Linked DNA regions of Mus musculus: region 1 is linked to region 2. A link is a contact called in ENCODE Hi-C or POLR2A ChIA-PET data. All regions are on one chromosome and are shown on one strand. The core of a region is the stretch at or near the end of the contact, and the rest is flanking DNA. Distances in the headings are between cores, read along the strand shown.

The links. A loop is a pair of places that touch in the nucleus more often than their neighbours do. ChIA-PET counts read pairs that join two places held with the same protein, here RNA polymerase II (POLR2A).
Region 1: POLR2A ChIA-PET joins it to region 2 with 14 read pairs in embryonic stem cell. The contact joins the promoter of Slc37a4 here to the promoter of Vps11 in region 2. A Hi-C loop is called at or near these places in 2 of 37 maps with a recorded cell type or tissue (both left cerebral cortex). POLR2A ChIA-PET finds 5 or more read pairs at or near these places in 4 of 5 experiments (Patski and embryonic stem cell).

The regions. Positions count from the first base shown.
Region 1 is chr9:44,395,811-44,399,782 of GRCm38, forward strand. Slc37a4 (solute carrier family 37 (glucose-6-phosphate transporter), member 4) reads left to right here and starts at 2,544. Exons shown (of 8, transcript NM_008063.3): 1 at 2,544-2,811; 2 at 3,439-3,671. The coding sequence starts at 2,664. Gm26306 (a small nucleolar RNA gene) reads right to left here and starts at 105; the gene lies at 1-105.
Region 2 is chr9:44,359,611-44,363,516 of GRCm38, forward strand. It overlaps Vps11 (VPS11, CORVET/HOPS core subunit), which reads right to left and starts at 2,060. Exons shown (of 16, transcript NM_027889.2): 1 at 1,835-2,060; 2 at 229-377; 3 at 2-137. The coding sequence starts at 2,021.

The DNA of each region.
Region 1 (3,972 bases), core at 1,294-3,793, 37 kb after region 2:
ATGTGTCAAGACTCATACGGAACAGTGAGTTCTAGGTTGAGAAGAGGATTTATTTTGCACTTGTCTAGCCTGCCTTTGTCCATCAGTTGAACAAACACACCTGTATCATCATTTTAAAAAAAATTAACATATGCTTTTTCTTTGACAGTGTCTCGCCTGTCAAGATTATCCATTCTCATCTTGAACTGGCTCTGCAGCTCAGGCAGTGAACTCCCTGCCTCATCCTTCTGCGGAGTGGAATCCAGACTGTGGTCTGGGCTACTTGGTCAAAGTCAGCCTTAACTTTTCTGACCTCTCAGAAATCATCTGTGGAGCCCTTAAAGGATCAGAGATTGGTGCTGACAGTGAACAGTTGTGAGACTATGGTGGGTTCAAGTCAGGTTATAAGCGTGTCCTTAACCCTAGGCACTTGGAGGCAGAGGCAGGAGGATCACCCTCCTGGTTCCAAGCTATGTCTCCACAAAGTAGTGGTTCAAGGACTGGAACATGAGGTTGAAGCCAGGCATGGTGGCATGTATCTTTAATCCCAGCACTCAGAGGAGACGAGGCAGAGGCAGTAGAATCTGAGTTCAAGGTCAGCTTGGTCTACAAAGTGAGTACAGGTAAGGCTACACAGAGAAACCCTGTCTCGAAAAAAACAAAAACAAAAACAAAAAACGAGAGGGAGGGGGAGGGGGGGAAAGGGGAGACCGGTCTCAAAGGAAGTAGTATTCCAGGCTGTCCTTTGACTCCACACCTACGGTAACACATACACACCCAACACATACACACCACATGACCATTAAAAAGATTTTTAAAGAACTCGAGGTTTCGTCGGAATTCTGTCTTTTAAATGATGAGACTATATTGTTTTTTCTCTGTTCCGACTAATCTGACCACGAATTAAAACTCCAAATTGTGCTGAATTTATTTTCCAGAGAAAACACCATGCCTCTACAATTCAGGGAGTTTCCTGAATCTGCACCCTAACAGGAGGCACTCTATAGACACTGATCGACGAAACGTAATAGGTCATGTGGTGCTCAGCCTATAAGCGGCACTGTCCTTTCACTGGAAGCTGCTTGACAGGCAGGATGACGTCTCCATCCCAGGGTGGACAGTAGTCCGCCCAACTCTGTGCATGCGCACCAGCCTTACTCGAGTCCCGCCCCATCCCACTAGGGGTTACCGCCTCCGTCCAGGTAGGGGTGGCATGCGAAGGAGGGGCGTCAGTGAGGGCGGGACTAGAGGGCAAGTCTGGGACCTTGGGGCTCCCCTGACTTCCGACTACGCCGGAGGCTGTCCGGGTGACTGCCCTTCCGGGATGGCGACAGTTCCACGGCCCAGGGACAGCGCTCTTGCAGATGCGGTGCCCTCGTGGCTGCAGCGCACAGTCTCCGCAGCTCTCTTGCTCCTGTCCCCAGGACCCGCAGTTCCCAGCCAGGAGTCGGGTGTCCCGGGTGGCTTGAGGACACGGGGTGCTCGGCAGGTGGCAAGCGGCGCCGCCTGCCCATCCTGACTGGCAGAGCCTAGGCTGCCAGAGCGAGGGGCCTCCCGAGGCTACGTGCGGCTTCTCTCGCCTACGCCTTGTGCTCCAGCGGCTGTGCAGCGGAGCAGAAAGCTGCGGTGGCGTGCTTCGGGGACCCACAGCCCCGCAGTACGGACCCCCTACTGATGTCGCAGGGTAATAGGGATCCAGAGGCAGTTCCAAGGGGGTCTCATCCAGACCTAAGCCCTAGGCGCGCCTTCTGCGTGTCATTGCAGGGTGAACTGAGGGGCTTGTCCCCCCGTTTAATTTTGCAACTACTGCAGTTATCTCGCTCCTTACCTACTGTTGTTCCTTGCACATTTCAGTGACAGAGGCCAGCCTTAGTGGAAAAAGGAGAATGGGAAATTCCAGAAATAAACGATAGGCTTTAAGAAACTTTTACTATGGTGCCTCATTGTGTTTTACTATTTACTTACTAGGTCTAATTTATGTATCTACCTTTTATCACTGTGTGTATAAGGAAAGTGTATGCGCTGTTCCCTACCACCATGAGGAGTTCAAGAAATATATCCCCCAATGAAGGGGATACCTATTAGGAAACTGTACTCCATTGTGTGCTAAGCATTTGGTGAAGGCTCAGCAGTGGGTGTGGGGTTGTTTTTAAGGTATGTGGTTGATTGAATGAACCTGGGGGGTAGGAACCGATCTAGTGCCTTTCACAATGTCCGGCAGCCTGGCACCGCAAAGGAACCTGAGAGAATGAGAAAGTTCATTGACCAAGGGAGTAGGGCTATACTGAGAGCTTGCTCTGCTCATCCTACCCGAGCCTCCCCTGGGCTTGTGCAGACAAAAGTAATTAGGCTGAGCCTTTAATCACAGCTGGCTTCACAGGCAAGAAGACTTGGGAAAGGAGGGAAGGGCAAGCAGTCCTGGGGACCCTCTCCTCCCCCGGTTTGGCTCTCAGTAACCTGTTTTCTTGTCTCTCTCAGGACACTGGGTTCCCTGGTTGCTGCCCCAGGCTTAATGATTGTCCAGAAGGCGGCTATAAAGAGCCTGGGTGGAGGAGAGAGAAAGCGCACAGAAAAACACAGCTCAGCAGATCCAGGCACTAAAGAGAGCTAGCTGCAAGCAGGAGCAGTCAAGAATCTGTGGTCAGAAGTACTGGAGTGGGCCAGCAGGGCCAGCTTTTTCTACCATGGCAGCCCAAGGCTACGGCTACTATCGCACTGTCATATTTGCGGCCATGTTTGGAGGCTACAGCCTGTACTATTTCAACCGCAAAACCTTCTCCTTTGTCATGCCCTCCTTGGTGGATGAGATCGCTCTGGACAAGGACGATTTGGGTAAGCCATGGAAGGGCAGGGTGGTGGGCTGTGGGATACACCATTTGGAGTATGGTTTGTCCAAGCATGGGGGGTTTCAAGCTTGTATCAGGTGGAGAGGCTGAGCTCCATGTGCCTGGGTGTGGGTGTACATGTGAAACCAGTGCTTAGCCGGTGTATATGCCTGGCACCCACACGTGCCCAGGAGGTGCTACTGGGAGCGGGTAGCAAGGTTTTCACACCTGTTCGTGCATGCTGCACCTGCAGGTCACGGTGAACACTGGGAGAGTAGCACCATGATTTGATGTGTCCTGCGTGCTACCTGCCAGGGGGAATAAGATCTTTGACTCTAGAGTCCTTCGCATTCAGACGTGTTTGGGCTTTTGGCGAGCATTCAGAGTGAGGTGGGAACTGCATATTCCAGGGGTAAAGAAAGAAAGAAATCCAAGAGGCTGAGAAGGTCCAAGTCAGCCTGGGCCTGTGATGCACGGCTCAGCAGGCAGGAGAGTGTCAAATCCGGGAAGGAACCTGTCTCACCCTGCCAGGCACCTGTACACACCTGACCCCTTACCTTCCTCCGCCCCTCCTGTGCCTCTGCCCTGTCCCTAACCCCTCAGGTGTCCTGCTCCCTGCTCCCCTTCGCTGCAGGGCTCATCACAAGCAGCCAGTCGGCAGCCTACGCCATCAGCAAGTTTGTGAGCGGGGTTCTGTCAGATCAGATGAGCGCCCGCTGGCTCTTCTCCTCTGGGCTGCTCCTGGTTGGTCTGGTCAACGTAGTCTTCTCATGGAGCTCCACAGTGTCAGCCTTTGCTGCTCTTTGGTTTCTTAATGGTCTGGCACAGGGGCTGGGCTGGCCCCCCTGTGGGAAGATCCTGAGGAAGGTGAGTGCATCTGATGAGCCTGAGGGGGAGGGCACCCAGTGGGCACTTGGGAGCACCTCTTCTTACACAACCCTTCCACCCCTAACCCATAGCAGGTTCCTTAGGAGTTCCCTGCCAGCTCCTGCTGCTGTTGGGATATTTTAGGAGCCTGAGGGTGGTGGGATCGGGTGGCAGACGAGGGACTGGGCTCCGCCAAGTAGAAGCACTCTTCCCTCATCCCTGTAATGTGAGTGTCTAGGTCTGCCACACTCGAGCTGCTCCTTCTGTGTGGCCTCTAAGCCAGGCACCTATTCTGTTCCCC
Region 2 (3,906 bases), core at 810-3,309:
CCAATGGCCATAAAGTTGAGATTCTCATGGACCGTCAAACAAGACACAACAGTTGGCTCTGTCCCTGGGATGGCAGGGAAAATCCGGGTGCAGAGTGGATTGCCACCGTCTCTCTTTTCCAGGTTCCAGATCTTTACCTAGAGACAGACCACAGACATGTGAAAGTTAGTTTCCCTCCAACCAAAAACCATTCCTCGGGCTTCTGGATTTTTCTTTTCTGGGACTTACCAGAGGGTTAATACCCTCTTCATCCTCACCAACCGATGCCAGAATATTGTGCTGCTTCAGCTGATATAAGTGTGTCACCCGTAGTTTGTAGGCCTGGAACCCTGTAAGCTGTAGAGAACGTGGCAAGAACCAGATCTGGCCTTCCATATGTGCAGGGTGGTCAAGGTGCCTCTTTTCCAAGGAGTGACGTGACCCTCCCCCACCTCGTCTACAGCTGCATATTCTATGCATTAATAGTACAAGGAGGAATTAAAATATCTTAGGAGAAGCCAGGGCTGGAGACATAGCACACAACTGACACTTCCTTAGCACACACAAGGCCCTGGGTTAGATATCTAGCACCATATATAACTGGGTGCAGAGGCACATGTTTGTAATCTTAGAACTCCAGAGGTAAAGGTAAGAAGGTTAGAAGTCATCCTTGGCTAAATGGGATCTTGTGTTATAAATTTAAAAAAGAAAGAAGGAAATGAAACACACACATGCACTTGTAATCTTAAGAGAGATTACATTCACATAATTTCAATTACAGGATATTATTATAATTGTCCTGTTTTAGTATTATTGTTGCTAATTTCTTACTGCACCTTATTTAAAAATTAAAAGTATGATCAGTGTGTTGTCACTGACTTAGCAACTTTTAATTTACAATCCTACAAAAGTGACAAGCAGCAGAAATTCTACTTTGAGGGCTGAGGGGCAGAGCATGTAAGAAGAAAGCATAATTGACAAGTTTCCAGAGCTAGTAATATGGGTAAGATACTCCTTTGAGGATAGCCCTTAATCCCAGTGATCTGGAGCCAAGAGATGGGCGTGAGTTCAAGACCAGCCTAGTCTACACATTGAGACCCTGTCCAAGATGTTGAAAAAGATACTCTCTTGTGATGCTGGGCACATTTAGCTCCCGGTCAGCAATGGAATCAGAAGGGAACATTGATATAGTATAGTTATAGTGTACTCTGTTGCTATTTAGACTGGTAGACTAGGCAAGATAAATGCATTTTTGGCTTGTATAACTTTCCATTTATGATGGATCTGCCTGGATGTAAACCTATCTTAAGTTGAGGAATGAGCGTCTCTGAAAGGAAAAAGTAGCCCCTATGTAGTTTGTAACTACCAGTGGCTTGAGACCTCAGCTGGGGTCTGACTGTACATCCCAAGGGCTTCCCCACATAGCTCATAGCTCGTGAACAAAGCAAACAAAGTCCTTATCTATCTACCTCCTCGCCTACAATATTAGACAGGGACTGTAACACCTCACACACACTCACAATCAAACACACACACACACACACACACACACACACACATATTTTAAAGGCAAGTTGCGTCTATTTGCGAGGGGGCCGATCTTAACCTTTGTCAAACTGGCATTAACAACCTTTTTCCAGTAAAGGAACCTGAAGCCGAGAGTTAAATGACTTGCTCAGGACTGCTCAGTTGACAAGTGAGAAAATGAACTTCCTTCTTTCTCCCATCAGCCCACAAAAGACATCTGGGCTCGCGTCTAACTGCGAGCACGCAAAACGCCACTGACAGATTGCATTCGCTGTAGAAACTCGTCCGGCGTGCGCTGAGGAAAGAAACACCTCCGAAAGAAGGATATCTCCAAAGACCAGGCTCCCGCGGCCTGAGTCGCAGACAGTGATGCCAGGAGGGAGGCAAAGGAACTTGGAAGCAGCGGATCCCGACACAGGCGCGGCACCGGGAGCAGCCCCATCATTACCCAGCGGCTCCTTCACCAGCTCCTTCTCGAAGAAAACGAAACGCCGCCACTGCAGGTAGGCCGCCATCTTGCCGAAGGCCCCCGCCTCCGGAAGCGAAATCACGTGAACCGAAAGGCGAGTCATGTGACAGTGGGGAGCATGCGCACAAAAGGCTTGCTGCTCGGGACTGAGAGGTGGGGCGTGCTCCGTAGCTCCTTAATGCTCTTTTGATCTTGTTAGGACTGACAACGTCCTTCAAGAGAGTGGTGGCGCGATTCGAGGTCCGCATGCCCTCCACAGAGAGGCGGTGTCTCAAAACTCAATACTCTGTTCGATGCAGAGAATAATGTTTTGGGAAGCTATCTAATTCATCAGCTTTTTAATTTTGCAAAATAAAGCTGTAATTAAGTGCCACCTTTTTAAAAGTAGTTAATAGACTGCCCGATCAAATCCAAAGCTTTTTAGATGTATAAAACTTTATAGGGGGCTGGAGAGATGGCTCAGTGGTTAAGAGCACCGACTGCTCTTCCAGAGGTCCTGAGTTCAATTCCCAGCAACCACATGGTGGCTCACAACCATCTGTAATGAGATCTGACGCCCTCTTCTGGTGTGTGAGAAGACAGCTATAGTGTACTCATATACATTGGGTAAATAAATATATCTTAAAAAAACAAAACAAGGGCTGGAGAGATGGCTCAGAGGTTAAGAGCACTGACTGCTCTTCCAAAGGTCCCGAGTTCAATTCCCAGCAACCACATGGTGGCTCACAACCATCTGTAATAAGATCTGACGCCCTCTTCTGGTGTGTCTGAAGACAGCTACAGTGTACTTACATATAATAAATAAATTAAAAAAACAAAACAAAACAAAAAAAACTTTATAGGGCTGAAGAGATAGCTCAGCGGTTAAGAGCACTGACTGCTCTTCTGAAAGTCCCGAGTTCAAATCCTAGCAACCACATGGTGGCTCACAACCATCTGTAATGGGATCTGATGCCCTCTTCTGGTGTGTCTGAAGACAGCTACAGTGTACTTAGATATAATACTAAACAAAACTTTATAAGTAAAATTATGCTATCAAGAAGCAACTAGAGCCGGGTGGTGGTGGCGCACGCCTTTAATCCCAGCACTTGGGAGGCAGAGACAGGCAGATTTCTGAGTTCGAGACCAGCCTGGTCTACAGACAGAGTGAGTTCCAGGACAGCCAGGGCTACACAGAGAAACACTGTCTCGAAAAAAACAAAAACAAAAACAAAAACAAAAAAGAAGCAGCTAGATGGACAGTATGTACTTTCTGTGCAGATCTCTATAGAAAATCCACCACTGTATACCAGTCAGAAAGTTTACTCTAACCAAGAAAGTCTTGAGGTTTTTGTTTGTTTGTGGTGACAATGGGGGACAGACAAATCAATAAAATGCTCAGTCACTGATGAGGATTTCACACATTTTGTGAATTCTAGCTTGCTGTGCTTAAGTTTGTTTGTTTGTTTTTAAACCTGTCAGAGATATTTTAGGTCATAAATGGAAGAAAGCAAGTATATGAAACCGGTTTTTCAACTGCTGGAAAAAATTTAAAAAAAGTTTGGTCCTGCCCCCGACACAGTTTGAATCAACCTTGTGTATTATATTCTGTTCTGCTTCAGAGTGTATAACTTCTCATACACCCAATCCATGTTTGCTGAGGTGCAAAATGCAACTCCTAAGACCCTGTTAACCTTCTTATCCTTCCTATAGAGGAAGAGGCAAGCAAAGACCAGGGAGTGGCAGCTTTGAGAGTAGAGTGATTTTAATAAGTCAAGGTCTTCCATAGCTGTCCAACCGGCTCTGTGTAGAAACAGCTCTGTGTCCTGTGTCCTGTTTGTGTGTCAGGGGGAACCATGAAGTTTGTGTCAAAAGAAGCATTGTGAAGAAAGTGACAATGATATCAAGGTGACATCTTGTTCACTGAGACTGATTTAGTGAATTTTGTTATC